Regions from separate parts of the Mus musculus genome. Here region 2 is linked to region 1. Evidence: chromatin loops called from intact Hi-C (ENCODE). Cell type or tissue: heart. All regions are shown on one strand. Each heading gives the region's core, and the rest is flanking DNA. Links, peaks and the distances in the headings are about the cores only. Region 1 overlaps Fxn (frataxin). Region 2 overlaps Fam189a2 (family with sequence similarity 189, member A2).

The links. Hi-C counts contacts between places; a loop is a spot of excess contacts. Peaks named below come from ENCODE experiments on the same cell type or tissue, not always from the same donor. Only the 100,000 strongest peaks of a DNase experiment are listed, where the experiment ranks them.
Region 2: it touches region 1 in a loop (3-fold over the local background); 2 of 42 quality-filtered maps call a loop at or near these places.

What each region holds. Positions count from the first base shown.
Region 1 is chr19:24,258,612-24,271,182 of GRCm38, forward strand. It overlaps Fxn (frataxin), which reads right to left. Exons shown (of 5, transcript NM_008044.3): 4 at 8,691-8,788; 5 at 934-3,442. The coding sequence ends at 3,292. Among named protein-coding and RNA genes, the nearest start is that of Fxn, 16 kb to the right of the region's middle. In heart, for the core only: CTCF peaks have their summits at 6,580 (motif pointing left) and 6,802 (motif pointing right); a DNase peak (open chromatin) is centred at 6,570.
Region 2 is chr19:24,011,993-24,024,563 of GRCm38, forward strand. It overlaps Fam189a2 (family with sequence similarity 189, member A2), which reads right to left. Exons shown (of 11, transcript NM_001114174.1): 2 at 9,614-9,670. Among named protein-coding and RNA genes, the nearest start is that of Fam189a2, 13 kb to the right of the region's middle. In heart, for the core only: no CTCF peak of the experiment used is centred there; DNase peaks (open chromatin) are centred at 5,089, 5,639 and 6,059; H3K27ac peaks cover 2,294 bases.

The sequences.
Region 1 (12,571 bases), core at 2,716-10,715:
ACAGGATGGAAGGTAGTGAGTTCCCTTGGCAACCCTGGATCCCCACAAAGTTCACCCTTACAGACATTGTTTTTTCTTTAGAGGTGGTTAATGGGTTTAAATTGGGGCAGGTGCAATGTGAGAAGGCTTATTACAAAGTGACTATTTAATGAAAATATCAAACTTATTAGACTTAGCTCTAACACATGTGCACGTGCACACACACACACACACACACACACACACACACACAGAAGCTAGGAACATAGTTCAACGACAAAACATTCAGTGAGCATGCTAAGGCCCTGAGTCCAATCCCCAGCACCAGAGAAAACAAATCTAGAATAACAACAAAATAGCTTTCTAGTGTTTATAGACCGAACATGTAGCAATGTAGCTACAATGTTGTCTGTGGTGACTAGACTACGGAATGAGGAAACACTCCCGGGTCTTAGGCTTGTGTTGTGGCTCATGGTGTGGGGTTTATTTTCAGCTTGCTTCCAGAATATGAGTTTATCTTTTGTGTGGCTGGCCTAGAACCCACTACTTAGACGAGGCTGACTTCAAACTCATGAGATCATCCTGTCTCTGCCTCTGAGTGCTGGGATTAAAGATGTGCGCTACCATGCCTGGCTAGGATATGAGTCACACAGGGTCTTGTTATGTGGCTCAGGCTTGAATTTTCGATGCTCCTATCTCTGCAGTTCAGTCTGAGCAGTTCTTGGTGGGTGGCACCATTTATACCCCATCACAGTTACTGTCGTCTTTGGATAGTGGTATCTTGAACTGTGCATCGGAAAACCTAGGCAGTTGTATATCACAATTTTAACTCATCAGGCATGGTGGCACACCTGTAGTCCTAGCACTTTGAGACAAAGGCAGGAGACTTATTTTAAATTCCAAGTCAGTCTGGGCTACATATCAATGTCACAAAAACAATGACCAAACAAAATCTCAAGTCCAAACTTCCATCCTTCTTTTACCTTTGAGCCTTGGAGTTCAAAGTGCCAGGACTACAGAAGAGCATCCCCATGCCTGGAGTTCAGAATGACTTGACTCACACAACACAGTGTTCATACTCTCTCTTAAGTGTGATCGAGGCTGCCTTGAAACCCAGTCAGAGAAATACATAAAGTGAAAGTTAAGAAGTCCAAAAACTGGTCCAGGAGGAGCCCATAACATCTGACTCCCTAACGTCCATACACATTCAGAACGCGCCCTGTGCACATTCTGAAGGTCTGATAAGGGTCAAGCGGGGTGTGGGGTGTGTGTGTGTCTTTCATAAGAAGACAAAGGGACACCCATAGGCATGTCCACACATGGTCCTATTTATTATCTCTCTAGCACCGACTTACACCACTCAAAAATTTCCACCAGACTAAAAAAAAAATTGTGAAGAAGGAAATATCTTAAATAGTCACTTAGCCTGTTTACACTGTTCCATTGTTTTGTCTATGATGTAATGTGTTCAGTTCACCCTGCATAGCCTCTGCTGGGCATTTGCATAAGAGTTGTCACTGACAAATCTCTCAGCCCTTTGTAGTGTGGGGATGGAACTTTAGGGCCCTTCTGCATGCTAGGCAAGCCTTCACACTGGGCTAGAGTCCCTGCTCTCAATTTTCCTTCAGTTAGAAACGAACTGAACCCGAAACAAACCCGAGTTTAGAGTTGCTCCGTGTGGGTGTTCTGGAGCTGTGTTGCTTCCAGTACAAAGCGCAGCCTGTCACACTTAAGGCAGGGCAATGGTGCTCCGGATTCAGCAGAGAGAGCAAGGGGCAGCTGCTAGCTCCCTAGGAATTCATCTGAAATTCTAACAGAGCAGTAGCAAGAACAATACCATTTCTTCCACCTACCCAGTGGGAACAAGGAGAGCTTTGTGGATGGCCTGATAGGTCCACTCCACTGGATGTCAGGTATCAGCTATATTCTACCCTCTCCCTGAGTAGATTGGAAATGAAGGGCCGGGCTCTCTGTACCAGTACAGACATCTCTCTCATGGATAACCGAGACCTCGGCTCCATGACACTGTTTAGTTCTTTGGTTTATGGTAGGGATTTTTGTCTGTCCTCCTTGCCTGTAGTTATTTCTGCATTTATTTAACATGTGTGAATTTGTGTGCATGTTTATGTCTATACTAGTGCATGTGCACATATGTGTAGGACAGGTCAACTGAAGCCAGGCAAGTTTCCTTCTTTGAAATAGTGTTTCTCAGAGACCCCAGGCTTACTGCTGAGGCTGCAAGCCCCTCATCTCCACTTTCCGAGTGAAGAATATGCCTGGGCTTTAAACGTGGACGCCTAGGATCAAACTTGAGTCTTCATGCTTGTGTGGACTAAGTGATCTCTCCAGCTCAAATTTTCTTCGTATTTTCCTTAGACAGGGTTTCTCTGTGTAATTGGCCTGACTCTCCTGGATTTATAGACCAGGCTGGCCTCAAACTCACCGAGATATCTGCATGCCTCTGCCACCTGATTGCTGGGATTAAAGGCATGCCCCACCATGCCCAGCTCAATTTTCAAAATTTTCAGACATCTCAGGTCCATGTCGTAGCTGCCAACTGTGTAAATGACCCCCACTATGAAGGCACAGAGTTAATAGCACCAGGTCCTGGGTACCGAGTGTAGGTGACAAAGCACGAAAGGGCATTTTAAGATGGTTTCTTTTGACTCTTTGCTGCTCAGGACTCAGAAGTGTACATACTTGGAGTCTTGGGTACATTTAGAAGTTACTTTTAGAGTATCTTTTCAGAGACAATGGAAGAGTGGGAACGACTCATGTCTCCCTCTGAGCCTTTTTCCTTTTCAGGAGGTTATTAGCACACATGGTGTAGGTTATTAGCACACACAGTGTAAGACATTTTGAGGCTGTTATATCATGGACACACTTGTGGTGTAAGACTTTCTTTCTTTCTTTTTTTTTTTTTTTTTTCGAGACAGGGTTTCTCTGTGTAGTCCTGGCTGTCCTGGAACTCACTCTGTAGACCAGGCTGGCCTCGAACTCAGAAATCCGCCTGCCTCTGCCTCCCGAGTGCTGGGATTAAAGGCGTGCGCCACCACTGCCCAGCATATAAGACTTTCTAAGAGACCAGAGGTCTCAGGTTGGGGAGCAAATGACATAATCCTAACAAATGTCTGTAGAAATGAAGAGCCAGGTCCGGGGACAGGGTGGGAGGGAACACACTTTTTTCACAGAGCTGTCACACACGGTGTGACTATCTTCAGGAGCAGGTATGGGAAGGCAGACATTCAGCTACAGGAGGAGGCTGGGGGTCTTCACCTGACAGTGTTTAATGTCTTGGAATCTGGCTGGCAGTCAAGTGCCTTTTCCAGAATAGGCCAATGAAGACAAGTCCAGTTTGGTGTTTAAAGCTTTAGTCAGCTCCCTGGCCAGCAGCTCATGCAGAGACACGCCGTCATGAGAGTACACCCAGTTCTTCCCGGTCCAGTCATAGCGCTTGGGGCCGCTGCGAGACAAAACAAATTCATGGTAAGTTAGTGAGGATCCTCTTCAGGAGAGCCACTGTGTTTGGACTAAATCAATCTGTGTGTGTGAGTATGTATGTATGTATGCATGCATACATGCATCTATCTATCTATCCATCCATCTATCTATTTATCTATCTATCTACTTTTGTGTTGTTTTTCAAGATAGGATTTCCCTGTGTAGCTCTGGCTGTCTTTGAACTGTATCTGTAGACTAGGCGGTCTTGAACTCAGAGTTCCACCTGTCTCTGCCTCTTGAGTGCTGGAACTAAAAGCGTATGGCCACCACTGCCCAGCTTATCGATCTGTCTTTGAAGATAGATTCCTATCTGTATCCCCGGACAGGTAGCCTGGACCTCACTTGTGTAGCCAAGGCTACCCTTCAATTTGTAGCACTCTTCTGTTTCAGCCTAAGTGCTGGGATTATCAGCAACCACATTTGGCTGGACTGAATCTTAAAAGTCCCACGGCAGCTGTGGTTAGAAGCTCACGATCTAGCTCATGACCCTACTGCAGGGGGTGGGAACTTGATCTGGTAAGGCCTAGACGTGGTGTGTTAGGTCACTGGCAGTGTGCCTTGGATGGGCGATGGGGAGTCCGTCCTGTTTCCCTCCATCAAATCTCCCTGGCCATGGTCTGTCTCACTGTAGGCCCAAAGGCAACGGCAACTAAAGTCTCTGACACCGTGAACCAAAAACAAATGCCTCCTCCTTTCAGTGAAGAGCTAACGGAATCCAGAGCTGCCGGTACCCAGAGACCAAGTGCGGCTTTGCGTGACACGCAGTGAGGCGAGCCTTTGCTTTCCTCAGCACCTTCCTGAGGGCGACTGACTGTGCAGTCTGTCCTCTGGAACACTCCACAGCCCCGCCCCCGTGAAACTCTCTGCAGCACATTCATTCCATCGCTTTTTTTCCTAGGACAGATGCTATCTTACAGCCAGGTTTGGGAAGTGATGCTAATTTTGTACCACGGATGTGCTGATCAATGCCCAACCTACACTACTGTGTCGCCACTAACTCTGTCTACATCCGAAACACCCCTATTACCCTGAAAGAAGCCCTAATACCTACTAATCAGCTACCTTGCCTCTTCCAGCCTTGGCTACCACCTGTGCTATTATTAAAAACTTTGCTGGGCATGGTGGTACAGGCCTTTAATTCCAGCGATTAGTGGACAGAAGCTGGCTTGGTCTCTCCAGCAAATTCCAAGCCAGCCAGGGATCCAAGGTGTCTTAGTGAGGGTTTGTATTCCTGCACAAACATCATGACCAAAAAGCAAGTTGGGGAGGAAAGGGTTTATTCAGCTTACACTTCCATACTGCTGTTCATCACCAAAGGAAGTCAGGACTGGAACTCAAGCAGGTCAGGAAGCAGAAGCTGATGCAGAGGCCATGGAGGGATGTTCTTTACTGGCTTGCTTCCCCTGGTTTGCTCAGCCTGCTCTCTTACAGAACCCAAGACTACCATCCCAGGGATGGCACCAACCACAATGGGCTAGGCCCTTCCCCCTTGATCACTAATTGAGAAAATGCCTCACAGCTGGATCTCATGGAGGCATTTCCTCAAGGAAGGCTCCTTTCTCTGTGATAACTCCAGCCTGTGTCAAGTTGACACACAAAACCAGCCAGCACACAAGTTAAGACCCTGCCTCAAAAAACCAACAAAACAAAACTTTCTTCTTTCGACAGGGTCTCCCATAGCCTCAGCTAGCCTCCAATTCCTTCTATAGCCAAGGATAACCCTGAACTCTTGATTTTCTTGCCTTTATCGCTCAAGTGTTGGGATTACTGGCTTGCTCCATAATTTCTAGCTAAAAGTAGTTTTCTTTATTGAAAATTAAAGCTGTGAAATTGAGAGCTCTATCAGTGTGTCCCCTTCCTTCCCGTTCTGTTGCTGCATCTACCCCACTCTTCAGGTGAGAGGAGAAAGCATTTGGGATGCGGTTTTATACTACCTCCTTTTGCTACCTTTAAGAGGAGTGACTTCCTGGGGTCATTGCGATGTGTCCACAAAAGGAAATGGGGGACCTGTCTGATCTTTCTCTGCTTCCCATCCTAAGATGGGACATTGTTCCTACACATTCTCCCATCAGGGTACACCATTGTATAAGAGGCTAAAGTAGCCGTCCCTTGCATTCCTCAGTCTTGGACCCTGAACCTTGAAAACCACGAGATAAAGAAACCTTTCCCTTTTATCGGTAACTTGTCTCAGGTATTCAGGGTAGCGATGTGAAGCTGACTAATACACGGTACTGCGGACAAATCGGTAGCTGGTGTTGGCCATGATTTGTTATTCCAGATGTATAAGACCCTTGTCTCACGTTCTAGCTCCTCATGGCCTGGAGAACAGTGGACACAGTAACAGACAATGAACCCTGAGAGTTCACCACTGAGAACACTCGAGGGAACTTTCGAAGAACCCCACACTAGAAGAGTGGGGACACAGCTTAGCAGCACAGTGCTTGAGCGGTCCCAGCGTGGTGACCGCATTGTTAGATCTCCAGCATCACAAAACCATGAGGAGACTGAGGTGTGGTGGGAAGGCAGGGTAGAGGGAAGAGATGGGAAGTATCTTGTGTAGGTATAGATACACGAGGGCTTTTAATACTGCCAATCAAATGCTGGACATACAGAGAAAAGGGCAAATGGACAGGCAGGGCTTCCGTTACAAGAGCAGAAACCTCTCTGAACACAAAGTACCCCGGTCACATGAAAGCAAAACAAAACCAGGAGAAACCAAAGAATGTTCTTTGATCCTGCACCACAGCCCTGCTCTCAGGTAGAGTTGGAACAACTCAAGACCCCTCCACATTGTCCAGGGTTCTGCGCCCAGATTCTGGGGCCCAGGCGTCCCCCACATTCTATGGCAAGGGGGCCAGGAAATTCTGTCTCCACAGGACCTCAAAGGTTTTCTTCTGAAATAAGAAGTTATAATCATGGCCCTGTGAAAGACAGTCTGGATAAATATGATATTACTTCCGGGGTGATGGAGAGAGGGCTCAGTGGTTAAGGACGCTTGCTGCTCTTCCGCAGGACTGGTTTGATGTCTTTCACTACCCTGGGCTGCTTACAACTGCTTGTGACTACAGCTCCAGAAGATCTGGCTCCCTCTGCTGGCTACTGTAGGTATGGACACTCAACCACATCCATATCCACACCCACAGACATATAAAGGCCCGTCCCCCTTTATGACGTAATTGTGATGAAGCGGGGTTACTTATGAGACGCCCCCCCAAGCCTCTCATATACATTAGTTTTTAAAACAGATAATCTGGTTTTTAAATTAACTGCTTTTATGTTGTTTTGATATATGAGTGCTCTGTCTGCAAGTATACCTGCAGACCAGAGGAGGGCATCAGATCCCTTTATAGATGGTCGTGGGCCACCATGTGGTTGCTGGGGATTGACCTCAGGACCTTTGGAAGTGCAGTCAGCGCTCTTAACCACTCAGCCATCTCTCTAGCACCTAAAATTACAGGTTTTAAATGTATTTGTTTTATATGCATTGGTGTTTTGTTTGCATATTTATCTGTGTGAGGGTGTCAGATCTCCTGGACCTGGAATTACAGATAGTTGTGAGGTGCTATGTGGGTGCTGGGAATTGAACCTGGGTCCTCTGGAAGAGGAGTTGGTGAGTGCTCTTAACCACTGAGCCATCTCTCCAGCTCCAATTACGGGTTTAAAAAGAGTTTCCTTGGAGTTTCTTGTAAGTGACTACCCTGACACGGATGCCAGGATTTGAACTCTAGCCCTTGTGCTGGAGCAGAAGGGCTCTTAAGCCATCTCTCCAGCCTGAGTGGTAACCATTTTGTTTGCTGTGTGTTTGTTGTGGTGGTATTCCAACCCAGGGCCTTCTCTCACATGCTAGGCAAGTTCTTTGCCACTGAGCCACACCTTGGCACCTTTTAAAAACTGCCAATACCATTAGGCTTCCAAAGAATTCCACACTGCTTCTAGCTGAGATTTCCCACGGCTCCTTCAAAATGTCTCCTTCAGTACTGCTGTTGAGCCTCAGGGAGGTTAGTGTGAAGGCTCCCTGTGGGCATCGCTAGGCTGTTCCCAGACCACTGAGGCAGCAGCTGTATACTTATCAGTAAGTCCTTAGTTCTGAGACAGGGTCTGACTGCAGTGCATCCTGCTGCTCCTTCAACTGCAGGCATTGCCACGGGGCAGGCAGGCATGAGGCTGGGGGCCCTGGGGCTGCTGATAAAAATCACCGTCCCGTCCCGTTGTGACAGAGTCAGAGCCCAGCTCTGCCAGCAGAGTTACAGAGACCTTCAAAGTAGGCCAGGAGTTAAAGTTTAACTTACTTTGAGGACAAAGTGCAAGTTTTCTCAGATACTACAATATAAAAAATTCCTCCCTCTTTCTCCTTCCTACCTTTCCATTTTGGAAACTGAATCCAGGGCTTATAGATTACTGGATAAGCACTCTCCCACTGAGATATGCCCTCAGCCTTCAAAGTAGCTTTTTTTTTTTTTAAAGATCTATTTATTTATTGTATGTATGTGAGTACACTATCGCTCTCTTCAGACAGACCAGAAGAGGGCATCAGATCCCATCAGAGATGGTTGTGAGCCACTAAGTAGCTGCTGGGAAATGAACTCAGGATTTCTAGAGCAAACTGAGCCATCTCTCTAGTTCCCTCAAAGTAGCTTTTTAATGAATGAATGAATGAATGAATGATTATTATTTTTAATCGCAGGTATGTGCCACTGTACCTAACAAAAGTGGCTTATGGATAGCCCTGGCTATCCTGGAACGCACTATATGGACCAGATTTGCTTATTTGCTTTTGCTATAGGGTCTTACATGATAGCTCAGACTAGCCTTTGAACTGGCTATGTAGCCAAGGCAGGCCTTGAATTCTTGCCTCTACTTCTTGAGTGCTGGGACTATAGCTATGTTAAGACTGTGTCTGGCAAAAGTATCATTTTCAAAGGCAAGCCAGTGGTTTTTCTCTTCTGGGGAATGATATACTGGAGAAAACCAGTCTGGGCCAGGCTCTGAACAGTTCCTTCTGCTTCAGGTCTTGTCAACATCCTGATGCCTGAGTTGCATAGCAACCCGGGTATCAATGAGGAGAAGGGTTCAACTACAAGCCAGCCTCCCTGCCGAGGCAGACAGCCGTAAAGTCACGGCAAAGCCAGTGACTGACTCCCTCTCAAACGGTCCCCAACACCGCATTCCAGATGAGTTTACCCCTTATGGATTTTGACTTCTGAACATACCTGGAAGGAGAAGACAGCCAGATTTGCTTGTTTGGGGTCTGCTTGTTGATCACGTAGGTCCCTAGATCCCCGCCCAGCTTAATGGTGAGCACGCCATCCTAGGGGGTCAGGTGGCAGGAAGTGTGAAAAAATAGATTAGTTAGTACTGTGATACACACACACACACACACACACACACGTAAATATATAAACATAAATAAAAATAAAATACGTTTCTGACCCATTCTGACCCTGAGAGTAATGTTTTTACCATACAAGCTCCTATGTTTGGATACACAAACACACACACACACAAACACACACACACACACACACGTATGCACATACACACTCGCGTTCATATACATGCTCATATCTCAATGCCTTTCATGTATCCAAGGATATAACAGACACCATTAAGAAAAGGGGGCTGGGGATACAGCCCACTGGCAGTGTGTTCTGGCTTTGGGAAACCCCATGTTCAATTCTTGGCACCAAAACCAAACAAACTTTAATGCTCAAAAACAGGAGCTTGTATGGTAAGAACGTTACTCTTAGGGTCAGAGGTTTGTTTTACGTTTATTTATGCACGTGTTTCTGTTCACGTGTATGTGCATGAATGCCCTTAGAGGCCAGAGACACACAGGACAGCTGCAGGGCCGGAGTTACAGGCATCTATAAGCCACCTGATGTGATATGGCTGCTGGGATCCAGGCTCTGGTTCTCATGATAAAGTAGCAAGCGTTTAACCACGGAGCCATCTCTGCAGCCACCACGAGTGAATGAATCGTAATAGCATACGATGAATGCCTGAAGCTCATAGCGCTTTCTCTCTGCCTGTGTGGTCGCCAAGACAAGTTAAGTCTTGCCTGAGATCTCAGCCATGGTAAACAGGACCGCTAGCCAACCGCAACACGTACTAACGCAGACTAAACTCTAACAGCGTCTGTCCAAGTGTCAGACCTGAGTCCATCACGAAAACACGGAAAGAAAGTGATTGTGGTGGCAAAATCTGTAAGGTCAGGATTTGGGAGGCTAAGGTGGGGGATGGTGAGTTTGAGGCCAGCAGGCTGCACCACAGAACGCAAAACAGAAAAGGAGAAGAAAGTAATCCATGCCCTTTCTCGTTTGTCTTAGAAGAGCGGACGGAGCGGCCCAGGCCTACCTGTGTTAGTTCCAGACCCTTCCCAGACATCCAGCGAGTGCTCCAGACTCCATACAGCTTTAGTTCCCTCTAAAAAGCCTTGCACTCTCAAAAGACTGGCCAGTCCATTTTTACCCAATAAATGAACATTTAAATTTGAAAGCACCCCACAAAGGAGCCCTTCACTCTGAGGGCTTTAGTCTCCTTAGAATGCAGAATATGAAACAAAGGCTAGGCACTAAGCACACTTTAAAGGGGCCGGGTATTGCTTCTGGAAAGCAGGTGGGAGCCTCTTGTTGCCCAGATGCACCCCCGCCTTTCTGTGCACTCTGCAGAGGGCCAATCCAATCAGGAGACTTGGACGGATTCTCACAGCACACTCTTAGAAACACAGCCAACCATTTATATAAACTAGAGGCTGGGATGGATAATAATGTAACCAATAGACACGGGAGGGGACAGTAGTGCTCTCTTCTCTCTCTCTCTCTCTCTCTCTCTCTCTCTCTCTCTCTCTGAGATAGGGTTTCATTAGGTAATTCAGGAAGGTAACAACCTTGTAATATTTGTGCCTCTGTTTGCCAAGGAAGAGATAGGTCTGATGCTGAGGCTCCCCTGGGAGAATCCTTGCCTATGACACACAAGGCTCTGGGTTCCCTCCCCACAGGGGTCAGGCTTCGTAATCCCAGGGCTCAGGTGGTAGAAGATCAGAAACTCAAGGCCATCCTTGGCTACATCCTAGTTGAGGCCAGCCTGGGCAACGTGAAACCCTATCAAAAAATGAAACAAGATAGCAACAACAACAACAACGACAAAAACAAGCGACACAAACCAACCCCACAAAAGTTCCTGATGGAGATGTGGGCATTCAGGCAGAACAAACCCAGACAGACCTTCTACAGACATACTAATCTCTCTTTATTTAGGCCAGGGGTTTGTAACCTTTCTAGTACAACACAGTTCCTAATGTTGTGGTGACCTTCAATCATAACACTTTTTGTTACTACTTCATAACTGTAATTTTTCTACCGTTATGAATCATAATGTATATTTGGAGATAGAGGTTTGCCAAAGGGGTCACAAGCCACAGGTTGAGAACCTCTGACTTAGAGCCCAGTGTGTGCCTGGATCTGTGTCTGGACAAGGTAACTGTTTTCAACTAGACCACAGTGTGGAGGTAGGACTCACTATCTCAGTTTTGCCAAAGAGGTTCATGGTGGCAAAAAACAAAGCAAAATATTAGCAACCAGTAGAGTTGCTGAAAAGCAGGGCCGTTTGGGCTCAAAAGCAGTTTTTCTTGTAGGCAACCCGTTCCCCCTCTGGAACCTTCATTCTCGGCTGCTAGTTTATATATTTTCTCTCTTTTATCTTTGGGAAAAAAAAACATTAAATTTGCCTGTAACTAACTAAGTTACACAGTGGAGTAGTATTGAGTCCATTCATATTGTTACTCTAGAGCCATTCAGAAATACCCCCACATTGTAAAAACTGAAACCCTGTATACACATTCAATGTTAACTTCTCCCAAACACATGGCTCTCTACCCAATTCCACAGTTTTCTGCTGCTAGCTATAGGCTAACACTCAGTGAAATCAGTCACCTCTGACTTACCCAGGCAATAAATGTCCCCCTGGGTGTTCCACCCGTGGCGAGGCCTGAAGGTCCAGCGCAAATGAATGCCAAGGACTAACTCTCCAGATGTGACTTCCAGGTCTGCTCTCCTTCCTAACCAGCCTGGGCCTGCACAAGTTGCATCACTCTGGCTTGGCTCCCAACATCTGCCTGGCCTCCTCAAGGGCTCCACACCTGTACCTGTCACCTTCTACAGCTAGGTGACCACACCAGGGACAGCTCTCCTAACCACTGCGTTCTCAATTTACTCTCTGATCCCCAGTCTTTGGAGAGATCCAGGAGTGGATATTAATTAAACAGTTGTGTGTTCCAAAACCAAAATAAGCCAAGCAGAAAGCCACCCATGAGAGACCTGACTTGCAGTGCTTGGGCTGTCTTCCAGCATCCTCCCTGAAGTCCCCTCTTGCTCCGGGACTGTGCAGGTGGCTCTGGGAAGGCTACCTGGGGCTCTCCACTTGGCAGAGTCCTTACAGACTATCTCCTGCTTTGAACTGCCTCTGCATCGACTTGTATGTCAGGGGGCCTGCTGTCCCCCCACCATTTCCACCATTTTGAGCCCCTAAGAACAGACAATCTCAATCTCAGACTCCGTCAACATTTTACATGCTTCAGCCCAAACACGGGAATGATATTATGTTTGTGGATGGATGAACCCATGGACAGACAGTGACCAGACACCCTATGGTACTATCTGCCGAAGTGAAGGGTAAGGTTGCTAAGGTGGAGACTACGGAGCTCAGTGCCGGCTATCAGCCAGGCTACAGTGATTAGACGCTTCCCCTAGGACTTCCAGCCATCCCAAATGACAAAGGCCGAGGGGGGGGGGGGGATAAGCCAGCTGCTATGCTGGCTTACCAGGGGCATTAAGGCATTTAGAACTGTCTGCAAGCAGATTACACAGGGAAGGTTTTCAGCTCCCCACTGCCGTTCTTTAGCCAACGTGAGTCCATTTTGGGAGTGTGGGTATATTTAAGATCAGGGGAAGGGACTGTGTTATGCAGACTTTCCTTGCTGTGACAAATATTTGAGAAAACATAAGGGAAGACTGACACAGTCCGTGGGTGGCTGGCTGTGTTGTTTCAGGGTTGAGGCATGGCACACAGCGGCAGGAGGGTATGGTGGGAAACT
Region 2 (12,571 bases), core at 2,526-10,525, 250 kb before region 1:
AGAAGAATCCACAAAGATCCATACTTATCACCCTACACAAAACTCAATTTCAAGTGGACCAAAGACCTCAATATCAACCAGATACACTGAACCTGATAGAAGAGAAAGTGAAGAAGAGCCTTGAACTGATTGGTACAGGAAAACGTCCTGAACAGAGCATCGTTAGTGTGGGCACTAAAATCAACAATTAATAAATAGAATCAAGTAAAACCGAACCTCATGGCAAAGGGCACATCATTCGGACAACGTGGCAGCCTTCAGAGTGGGGAAAGAACTTTTACCAACTATTCATTCAATTAGAAGGCTAATATCCAAAATACATAAAGAACACACACAAACCTAGATATCAAAAAATAAATAAATAAATAAGTAAACCCAATTTTAAAATAGGGTAGATATCCATACAGAACTTTCAAAAGAGGAAAGTTAAATGGCTAAGAAATACTTAAGGAAATGTCCAACATCCTTAGCCATTTCATCTTACGCTTGTCAGAATGGCTACGATCAGTTTCAAAAAGAGACAGCTCATGCTGGTGAGGAGGTGGAGGAAGGAGAAAACCCATCCATTGCTGGTGGGAGCGCAAACTTGTCCAGCCACCATGGAAACCAGTGTAGCAGTTCCTCAGGAGGATGGGAATCAGTCTACCTTGAGCATGTACATGATCCAAGCTTATATGAACTCACAGCTGCACGGTAAGCATAGAGCTACTCGGGTCTGCACCCAGTCCATATGAACTCACAGAGGCACGGTAAGCACCCGGTTCTCGGAGGCTTTCTAGTTTAGTGTTTTATGGAATTCCTGGGTGTATGGATGGGTGGCCCTCTGACTCTTGTGCCTTCTCTGGGGTCCTTTTCCTTATGTTCGTTTTTGTCCAATTTTGATGTGTTCATTTTTGTTTTATTCTATTAATATCACCTCAAAGTCTATTTGTTTTCTTTTTTCATTTTTTATTAGATATTTTCTTTATTTACATTTCAAATGTTATCCCCTTTCCTCATTTCCCCTCTGAAAACCCCCTATCCCCCTCACCCCCCCTCCTCCTGCTCACCAGCCCATTAACTCCTGCTTCCTGGCCCTGGCATTCCCCTAGCCTATGTGTTTTCTAATAAGAGATGGAAAAGGACAGGGAGGAGAGGTGGGGAAGAGCTGGGAGGAGTAGAAAAAGGGGAAAGCATAATTAGGATTATATGAAAAAATCTATTTTCAATAAGAGGGAAAATGAATTAAAAAGAAGAAGAAGAACAGCAGCAGCAGCAACGGCAACAGCAGCAACAACAACAACTCAAAGCAGGAGCTGAAACAGAGACCATGAGGAACGTTCTCTCTGGCTGGCTCCCCAGCTCACTTTCAGCCACCTTTCTCACAGCATGCAGGAATACCTGCCCAGGGGTGTCATTGCCCATGGTTGGCTGGACCCTCCTATATCAATCATTAATCAAGACAATGCCTGCCCTGGCCTGTCTACAGACCAACTTGAGGCAACTTTCACAGTTGAGATTGCCTCTTCCCAGATGACTCTAGCTTGTGTCGAGTTGCTGCTCCCCACATTTAGGCTGTGTCCTCTCTGCATAATCAGTCCTCTGGAAACACCCTCACAGGCATCAAAAGCTGCACCTCAGAATCTTCTAGGTGATTCTGAGCCCAGAAAGTTGACAGTGAAGATTAAATATTGCAATCCCCTGTTGAAAAGTCATTTTGTAAATTATACCATGCCACAGTTGTGTATTTGAGATACAGACAGATAAAATATTTATAGACAGAGATAGATGCCAAATATATGGGACTTAGTCTCATAGAGGTGATCAACCACGCCCAGACTTTCACAACAAATTAGGGGAGCCAGTACAGACCTGGATCCTCCAAGAGTATGCAGAATACCTAGCAATCCATTCTCATTACTAAAGGGTTCCAACAGGCACCCTAGGGCACCTTTATGGTACAACTTCTTGCTATGACCATCCAAGCCTTTAACCCCCTTATCCAGCTTACCCCATCTAAGCCAGGTACCTACAATGATACTGTCCAGTGTCAGCATCCCTGGGCCTCCTGCTCATCACTGAATTACCATAAATGTCTAGTGCTTTAAAACAGATCTACATATTTATGTGTACATATATGTTGTGTGTGTATATGTTAAATTGGATTCATGAGGGGGAGAAATCACTGCCATATTATGCTGGAGTTCTTAATTATGTTGCTAACAAGAGAAGCTAATTCAGCGTCTTAGGTAGAGAAGGCATTTCTTGCAAGGCTATCAGGTGGCTCACAATCCACAGGAACCTGAGAGGGAGCCAAGGGTACTTAGTGCTGGGACCTCTATGAAGGTCACGCAGGAAAATCAGCCTTAGCTTTGCTGTCTCCGTCACCTCACGGATTATAAGGCACTCTGGCTGTTCTATGTGGACACCCCAGCCGACATTCCAGTCGGTGACTGGGACACAGCCTCCCTCCTCCATGACTGCTGACGCTCAGAAGTAAGTGTCCCTAGAGCCTCCATTGCTGGAGCTGGCCCTGCTTCTCACAGGACTCACAAATGTAGAGACCCTCAACTCCAGAGTGCTGAATGGAATACATGGGGGGGGGGGTTAGTGTGTCTGTCTGTCTGTCTGTTTGCCTGCCTGCCTGTCTGTCTGTCTGCCTGTCTGTCTGTCTGTCTGTCCGTCTGCCTGTCTGTCTGTCTGTCAGACAAGCACTCTACCATTCAGCTACATATCTAGCTTTTTTTCCTTTGGAGACGGAATCTAAGTTAACCCAGATCTGCCTCAAACTTGTGATGTTTTGCCTCAGCCTACCAAGTAGCTGAGATTATCCTTAAGCACCACCATACCCAGCTATCCAGACATTCTTATGCCTTAAAAAACAGAGGGAGGCATTAGGACTGCAACTCACTTACTTGGTAGAATGCTTCCCTAGTACGCAAAGGACCTACTAGATTCGATGTCCAGCATCAAAGAAAACCATGCATGGAATCACATGCCTATAGTCCTAGGATCCAGAAAGTGGGGGCAGAAGGATGAGAAGTTTAAAACCATCTTTGGTTACATAGCTACTTCGAGGCCAGCTTGGGATACATGATGCTCTATCTCAAAACAACAAGAAGGAAGGGAGGGGAAGGGAAGGGAAGGGAAGGGAGGGGAGGGGAAGGGAAGGGAAGGGAAGGGAAGGGAAGGGAAGGGAAGGGAAGGGAAGGGAAGGGAAGGGAAGGGAAGGGAAGGGAAGGGGGGAGGAAGAGTAAGCAAATGATAGAAGAGTGTATGGTCACTGAATTACAACTTATACAAAGGGAGCTTACAATGCCCATCTGAAATTAAAATATCATCAAAATAACTAGGGAGGGTTCTGGAAATCTCTAATGGCACAGTAAGAAGGATGCAAAATATTGTTCTGAATCAAGGCACCTATTTCACAGACACATAAATTACAAGATTGCCTCACGGGTACCTAATAATTAGTGGTAATGTGTCAGCGTTAAATCTAGGTCTCATACACTGTGAAATAATCAGGGCTCATTCCAAGTTATGGTCAGCCACAAGATGTCTTTGAATGCAGCAGCCTACATGGGGCCAAAGAGCCCCACGGCCCATCTCATTTGTATGCAGAGAATCCTCAATTGCATGTGCTGGTTTAGACTCCAGTTCTTCAGGGCCTCAGGAAGCGTGACTCTCTAGTTAATCAATCTTGAAGGTTAGTCCTCAAACAAAGCATGTTAGTCTCCCATGATTCTCTCAACAGATGAAGGGCCCCCGGGTCTCTAAGTGCTGGGAAACAGAGCCAGATCCCTGGCCTACCTTATGTAGAGTAAATGAAGGGAGGAATGTATAGTATAGTTAAGCCATTTTGTTCTAACCATTCTAATGAAGCTGGCACAATCAAAGAATCGTTTTTAAGTAGCCACCGTAGTTACCATTTCTTGTCCTCGCTGTGAGGTATAATTTAGGACACCTACAAGTAAGAATGAACAAATGGAACCGGCCGTGCATAGTGGCACAGGCCTTTAATCCCAGCACACAGAAGGCAGAAGCAGGCAGATCTCTGTGAGTTCAAGGCCATCCAGTTTACATGGTGAGTTCCAAGGCCACCAGGGTTATATAATGAGACCTGTTCAAATAAAATAAAATAACTACATGGAATCCGAGATATACATTTGTTTGTTTGTTTGTTTGTTTATTTGTTTGTTTGTTGGGGGCATGCCACAGCATGCATCTGGAGGTCAGAGTGCAACTTGTAAGAGTCTGTTCTTTCCTTCTGCCATGAGTCCTGGGGATCGAGTCAGGCCATCAGGCTAGAACCATCACCCTGGCCCTGAGCCTTTGTTTGTTACATTGATGACAGAGCTTCCTTTACACCAGTATGCGGGTCACATGCACCCCACCTACTCCACACTGACAAGAAAGTAGCATCAGTTCCAACTACCACTTCATGAGCAACCAAAACTCTACTGGGCAGCTGGATGTTCATGGCGGTGATTCTTACTAACGCACTACCGAGGAAAAGCATGTAATTAAGACAATTCTGTTTACTAACTGAGGTACCCATACATGACAATTTTCGAGGCCATCTCTGGAACAGAGTCTGATTTTTTTTTAAACAATTTCAAAACTTTTTGTTAAAATCCAAAAGGAATAAGAAGCAGAAAAATAAGAATATACTTTAAACATGGAAAATGTTAGCCTTTTGTGCAAAATACTTACTCTAGACTGCTACATACAGGCATATGCTTTACCCTAAGGACAACCACAAGTATTTAAAACCTATTCTCCAGCACTATCATTGTCCTGGGCATGGGAGTGCTCTGCTGATAGTAGCCAATGAATGAAGGTCTGGGTTTCCATGGAAACGTGAGTTTGAAGGAACTGGGACAAACTGACCCTCTTTTGTTCAAGCTGATCAACAACCTGAAGTAATCGCAGTCACAATCAGAAGAGGGCACACAAAAGGACTGCTCCTTACAAAGGAACACTCACATGTTCCAGGCTGGTGTGGACATAACTGGAAACGAGGACAGCTGGTCTCCCAAGGGGCTGGATGGGGGCCAATGGCCAGTCTTGCCCCAGCCTCCTCCACACAGCCACAGAAGCATAAGAGTGAACTGGCCCTAGAGCTGGAAGGGGAAGTGAAGAGCCTCCTGGGGAGACACACAGAACCCTAAGCAGCCAGTCCACAGGCTAAGCAGGCTGCCTCAATGCTCTTGGCTAGGTCACTACACTCTGGAAAGCAGGAAGCAGTCATTGGGGTAGCCAGGGAAAGTGCCTCCTCAGGGTGTGGCTGTGGCTGCTGAGCTGAGAGCCAAAGAAACCCACAGCCAAGCACTGGGCTAGGGGAAGAAAGACCTAGGCAAGCAATGCCCAGTATGTGAAGGGGGAGGTGAAGCCAGGAGGTGCCAAAGCTGGACAGCTAAACCCAGATCTGCAAAACAATGCCCCAGGTGCACTGAAGCATCCCTAAAATCCCAGTTCTGGGGCTCAGAGACAGGAGGGTGCAGAGAACAAGGCCAGCCTCAGTTACACATGGAGTTCAAAGTTGAGACTGTCTTGGAAAAAAAAAAAAAAAAAAGGCCCCACTGGTTTCTCTAATGCAACAAGGCCTCTTCCCTACATTGACCTCTGGCACATTCCAACACTCAGGAAGCAAGGGAGGGGAACCTGGGCAACACAGAAAGGAAGGAAAGGAGGGAGGGAGGGGTGCAATACACACCCAAGTGGGGGGAGGGGGAGGGGAGAGTTGAGCCTGTATTACGAAGTTATCTTCTCAAGGCAGGAAAACTAAGCTCCAAAAGGCAGACTTGTGTGGTTCAGAGGAAGAGCCAGGCACAGCTGAAAGGCACTGCCAGTTTCTTTCTACACACATTGTGTTCATTTCTTAAACTAATGTATTTGGTGCAGGGTGTGTGTGTGTGTGTGTGTGAGAGAGAGAGAGAGAGAGGGAGAGGGAGAGAGAGAGAGAGAGAGAGAGAGAGGAGACAGAGACAGAGAGAGATGTGTGTGTGTGTGCACATGTGTGCCTCCAGAGGACAAAGAGGACATCAGATCCTCTGAAGCTGGTGTTCCTGGCAGCTGTGAGCCACCTGGGAATTGAATCCTCTGCAAGAAACACTAAGCCATCTCTCATCTCTCAGCCGCTGCTTCGTTTGTTTGTGTTGGTTTTGTTGCGTAAGAAGAGGTCTTCTAAGTAGTACAGACTGGCCTTGAACTCTCCATGGTCAGCCTCAGCCTCCTAAATGCTGGTTTTACAGGCATGCATCACTACACCTGGCTATAATGCTGTCTTACTAAGATGCATATAAACCCATGTAGCATAGTGACTGAGACTTAACTTATGAGCTGACAGTCTCAGCCTTACCCAGTTGCAAGCCCTTATTTTAAGTTATAAAATCATATCACTTACTTTAAGTTAGATTAATATTTTACAACTAGTCTAGTTCGCTTGTTTCTCTGACAAAACGCTGACTGAAAACAACTAGAGGAAGAAAGCATTTATCTCAGCTCACAACTCTCAGGTCACACCCTATCACTGAGGGAAGTCAGGGCAGGAACCTGGAAGCAGGATTAGAGCAAAGCCCAGGAGGGAGTATTGCTTACTGGTTTGGTCTTCATGTCTTACTAAGCCTGCTTTCTATAGCACTCAGAACCACCTGCCCCCAGGGGTGGCACCGCCCACAGTGAGCTAACCCTCCCTCACCAGTCATCAATCAAGAAAATACCCCACAGACCATCTGAAGGACACATCTTCTCAATTCAATTTCCCTCTTTCCAGGCACCACTTGCTTATATCACATTGACAAAAACTAGCTGCCACAATGACACTCTCTATCCAATATTCTGCCACTACAACGTCACAGTTCGAACGCCTGGCCTTATGACAAAAGTTAATGATAGAAATACAGTAGCAGACTGCTCGGCAACAATGAGTGGCACATGCAGAAACAGTGTTACCTAATACTAATTTACAGTGACCTGAAAAGGTGGGACATGAGACAGTATATACATGCTGGTTATAACTTTTCTGGGTGTTATGCATGCTGCATGTTCTTCGTATGGCACATATGTGTGGGGCACGTGTGTGGATGTCAGTGCATGTATCCATGTATGTACATATGGAAGCCACAGCAGGACAGTGGGGACTTCCTCTGTTACTCACTGACGTAATGCCTTGACCAGGGACTCTCAGTGAACAAGAAGCTCATCATGTTGGTGAGGCTGTATTGGCCAATGGATTCACAGGATCTGCCTATATCTGGCCCTCAATGTTGGATTATAGGCAGGCACAGGCAGGCACAGCCATGCACAGCTTTTGTATGTGGTTACTAGATATTCAAAGGCAGGTCTTCATGACCACGCCAAGGCCCCTAAAATGGGTACAACTTTACAACAAACTATGTAAGTTACTTTTATTAATGTAATTTTCACCTACACTTGTTAATGCTCAAATGTGTGTGTGTGTGTGTGTGTGTGTGTGTGTGTGTGTGTGTATCACGAGTGTCCCAGAAGTGGGCTTTCCTGAACTCCATCCACTTTTTGTCACTTGGAAATCTTAGAATACAAACAGGAGATTTTCTTATCCTCATTCACCTTAATACCTTAATAAAGTATTAATAAAGTACTGACCAAATAGCCAACAATACCCCAAAGCCAGATACAAACAAAGAACGCCGTCCATCCACCCTCCTCCTGCAGACATTAATCCCAAACAGCTGAGCAAAACACGCCTCAGCTATGAGCCATGGGTTCACCCAACACCTCCTTCACTCCTATCCTGCTTTCCAACCTATTAAATGCTACACCCACGATTTGCCCTTTCCAATATGTTAAAGGCATTCCAGCAAACGCAATAAACGATGGCGTAACAAAATGCTGCCTATATTACTTGAAGAGTTGAAAGCATGTTGGAGCTCAAGATTCTCAAAGCAGTGTGGGGACCCGCGACCCTGACCCCTCTGTTCTGCATCATGTTGTCTCACCATGGCATGGAACTGGAAGGGGCTTGCCACCTCCTACCCTGTATGTCTGAAATGACTCTTGGGGTTGGAGAGATGGCTCAGTAAAATGCTCGTTATGCAAGCATGAGTACCTGAATTTGGTCTGCAGAACCCTAGTAAAGATGCTGAGCATGGTGGCACATGCTGGGACAGGGAGGCAGGAGGATGCCTGGCTCTCACTGGCCAGCCACTGTAGCCTAAGTCATCAGCTCTAGGCTCAGTGACAGACACAGTCTCAAAGGAGACAGAGTTCTCAAGGATGACACCAAGGTTGTCTTCTAGCCTCCACCCATAAAACAAAACCAATTTTGAAAATGAATTCTGGGAATAATTAAATCCTATATCAAGAGATATGAAAAAAATGTAAGAAGAAAAGCTACCATGTGTAAGATGTTACATACTCTTCAATGCAAAACAAATTTCCTACTCTATTTTAAACTTGGCGGTTACATAGACTCCACTTCCATGTGTCTGTCTATTGTCATCTCTTAAACTCCCATAGCAGGGAAAGGAAAAGGACAAAGGCTCTGGTCATTTGCACTGCCACTGGACACGGGAAAACGGTTCATGTTGGAACATTCATTTCAGCTCTACCACAGAAAACTGATAACGTCTACATTATTAAGAAAATTAACATGTGCAGGCTAAGAAGACAATGTAGCAAATCTCAGAAACAAAAAGTAATACGTTTGTGGTTAATAAATGTGGTTTGCTTGTGACAAAGAAGAAAAAGGATGCAGAGTGTGTAGGAGGTTAGGTTAAGAGCTGGGGAATAGGTACCGTGAATTATAGTTATATTGTTCCCTCTACTTTTGTACCCACAGTGAGGAGACATTGTGTGGGGGTGGAGGGGGGATCATGTGTGTGTGTGCGTATCTGTGCACACTCATGTGGAGACCAGAGGAGAATGACAGGTGTCTTCTTCCACCATTCTCCACCTTATACTTAAAACAGGACCTCTTACTGAGCATGATCCAGTGGCTATCTAAGTTCCAGGGCCCACCTATCTCCACCCCTCAGTGATGGGGCTGTAGGTACACATTGCCATGGCCAGCTTTTATTGTGTGCTGGAAATCGGGTGTTGTTGCTTGCCCAGCAAGCCCTCTTAACCCCTGAGCTGTCTGCTTAGCCCTAAACAAATGTTTTTTCCTATTATATTCTGGAACTAGAAACACACACACATACACACATATACATACATATGTATGTACACATGTAATATGTATAGAGCTTAAAGCAAATCATAAACTATCAAGATTATCATCTATTATTATTGTTATTAATTATTATTATTATAGGGACATCTGCTGCTTATTTATTTATGGGTTTTGTTTTTGTTTTTGTTTTTGCTTTTTGCTTTTTGAGACAGGGTTTCTCTGTGGTTGCCCTCTCTGACTCTCCTGGTAAGTTTCTCTGTAGATCATGCTGTCCTCAAACTCAAGAAATTCACCTGCCTCTGCCTCCTGAATGCTGAGATTAAAGGCGTGTTCTACCACCACCTGCCTAGGAACATTTACTTCTAAAGTATCTACTGGCAACTTATTTTCCAATAGACAAGAATGCTTAAAAAAAAAATGTCAACCGTTTGCTTCAATGGGCTTCATAGTAAAGAGAAGTGTCACGTGGTCTGTACATACCAGCAGTATCATGGGCCTTTTCCAAGTCGTCAATCCAATGATTCCAGAGAGTATCACCTGTGAGGAAAAATGTGTCATCAGCCCAGAACATGCTAGTGAAACATCTCCCATTCTTGCAGATTATATAAGCCATGGCAAACCACGCTGGGCCATCTTACAGAACTACAAAGCACATTTACTAGCTGTGTATGTTTTCATTTGTGGCGGTAAAAACATCAGTATCTCTAGCCAAGTTCCATATACCCAGTCTGCAGTCACATTCAGTCTATGATTTACACAAGTACCTTCGTGGGACAGGTACACTCCAAAGTGGCAGACAAAACCCATGAGGGTATCTCCTAGGCAAAGCTTGCAGCCTGGGTTCCAGATTCCTGTAACCACACACACACACCACTCCTCACTTCCAAGCACCTTGTCCTGTCTCTCCTCAGCCATCCAGGCTACACATTCCAGGACTTTGTGCCGTGTCCTCTTTATTCCCATACCCATCCCTCTCGATGGCCCTCCCAGCTGCCCAAGAACTCCTACCCACCTACAAGCCCCTACCTGTCACCTCCTCCAAGAAGCCTTCCATAATCTCTTCACTCCACATGTCTGCCTTGTATATACCAACTTCTTTTTTTCCTCTTAAAAACTCCATATTTGGGCGTTGGAGATATATCTCAGCAATTAAGAGTACTTGCTGCTCTTACAGAGGACTAGAGTTCAGTTTCACCCAAGTCAGGCAAGGTGGCACCCACATGCATATACATGGACAGACAGACACACACACACACACACACACAAACTCAATGGTCATCCTTTAAGAGGTGCATGTCCACACCTCTGCCATGTGCTCCTGTCCTGTCTGAATCCATGGCACCTAGCATAGTGCCTGTCACGTGACTATCAACAAATGACAGTCACCCATCATTCACACCACAAAGAGGAAGTCCAGAGAGAAAGCTCTTGAATTGCACAACAATGCTTCAATAAAAAAAAACACACTAGCCGGGCGTGGTGGTGCACGCCTTTAATCCCAGCATTCTGGAGGCAGAGGCAGGCGGATTTCTGAGTTCGAGGCCAGCCTGGTCTATAAAGTGAGTGCCAGGACAGCCAGGGCTACACAGAGAAACCCTGTCTCGAAAAACCAAAAAAAAAAAAAAAAAAAACAAAAAAACAAAAAAAAAAAAAAAAAACCACACACACACTAAAATTCTTGCTAAAGAAGAACCAGAATGTTGCCAAAATACAACCTTTTGGAAGGCACAGTTCACTAAGCCACCAGAAAGAAGAATTAAAGTAATAATCACTCACTCAAGACACCCTGCGGCCTCTTGAGCACACTTCCCCTGTTATAGCAGGGTGTGTCCACCAAGCACAGTGAGGGGGAGTGTCCTTCCCAGAGCATCTCCCTTGCCCAAATCCCTGCCACGCACACATCCACAATTACTGTTTACTAACTACACAGCAGGTGAGGGTTTTCAGATTAACACACAGGCTCACCTGCAATGACCCGTCTCACCAACAGAGTTGGAATCAGCCCATATCACCATGCTATCAGAGGACAAAATACACTCAGATAACCTTGACCCAGAACCCCGTATACGCAGACACATGTCGGTTTCCTTCTATTTCACTCTATCTGTACAGTTCCATTAACTCTGAAAGGATTCTGCTTGCCTTCATCCCTAGAATGTGGGCTGCGTTGACTCTCTACTTTGGAACTGGAGGTCAGGAGACCCAGGGTTCAGGTCTCCTGCTCAGCTTCGGAAAAAGTCAGTCATGTGACCTTAGCTAAGTCTCCTCACTCTGGCCTCCTGAGAGATGTTAAGTAAAAGAAATAACCCCTGGGTCTCATCAGAGAAAAACACTGAGCTGGGTCAGGATGCTGAGGCAGGAAGCTCACAAAGTCAGCCTGTTCTCAAACAAAACAAAACAAAAGTCCACAAAAGACTGATGCCACCATGATGACAGATCCTTCAGAAAGCCCTGATATCCAGTGAGTATATGAGCACACTCACACGTGCCCACGTTTGCAAGAGAACATGCGTTGTATGTACATGTGCGTGCATCTCCTGTGTGGGGACATATGCTCGTGCATGTTTGCGTACAAACATCTGCTTGTGTGTCCTCATTGTGTGTCTCTGCCTCCTCCTCACCATGCTGGGACTGGACTTCGCTGAGGAAATGCAAACTGTTTTTGTGTGAAAACAAGACTGAAATTGTCCCTGGTCTTGAGGAAAACACAGACTGCCCACTTGGGTAGAAAATAACGATGATTTGAATTACTCATTGATGTTTGTTATTTGTGTCACTGTCTCAGAATGTCCTGTGGTTCGGCTCTCAGGGACATTCTCTTTCTTCCATTAAAACAGTATTAAGATGAAGCGTCCAGCTCGGGACACAAAAGCCATAAAACAAAGATGAATCTAAGCTACACTTTCTATTTCTGTATCAGCCTCAGCCTCCCTCCTCCTCCACACTCACAAGTTAGTGCATTTAATGTATTTTATGTAAGTACAAATTTCTCCCTAAAATGTTATTATATATGTAAATGGTTTTGTGTGTGTGTGTGTGTGTGTGTGTGTGTGTGTGCACATATGCAGAAGGGTGTGGTTCCCACAATGTCACCGTAACAGATCCGCTTTTTTTCTGATCTGAGTAAGTACTTCATTGGAATCTTGTCAACTCCACTGAAATAGCTGGAATTCATTTCAGAGTGACAGCCGTGTAACCTTCCATTGTGTGGCCGCGCCTAATGCATTCAGTCATTTCCATATTCGTGGGCGTTCACTCCCAGCTTTCTACTCTTGCAAACAATACAACCATAAACACTCGTGGTTTTATGAATGTATCTTTAAAGACGTGTGCTTTTATTCTGGTTGGACAAAGTCTTAGGAAAGGAGTGGCCAAGTAGAATGTGATTTACATTTCTAATTCTAATAGATCCTCACTGATAGATGTCTTTTCCAATGA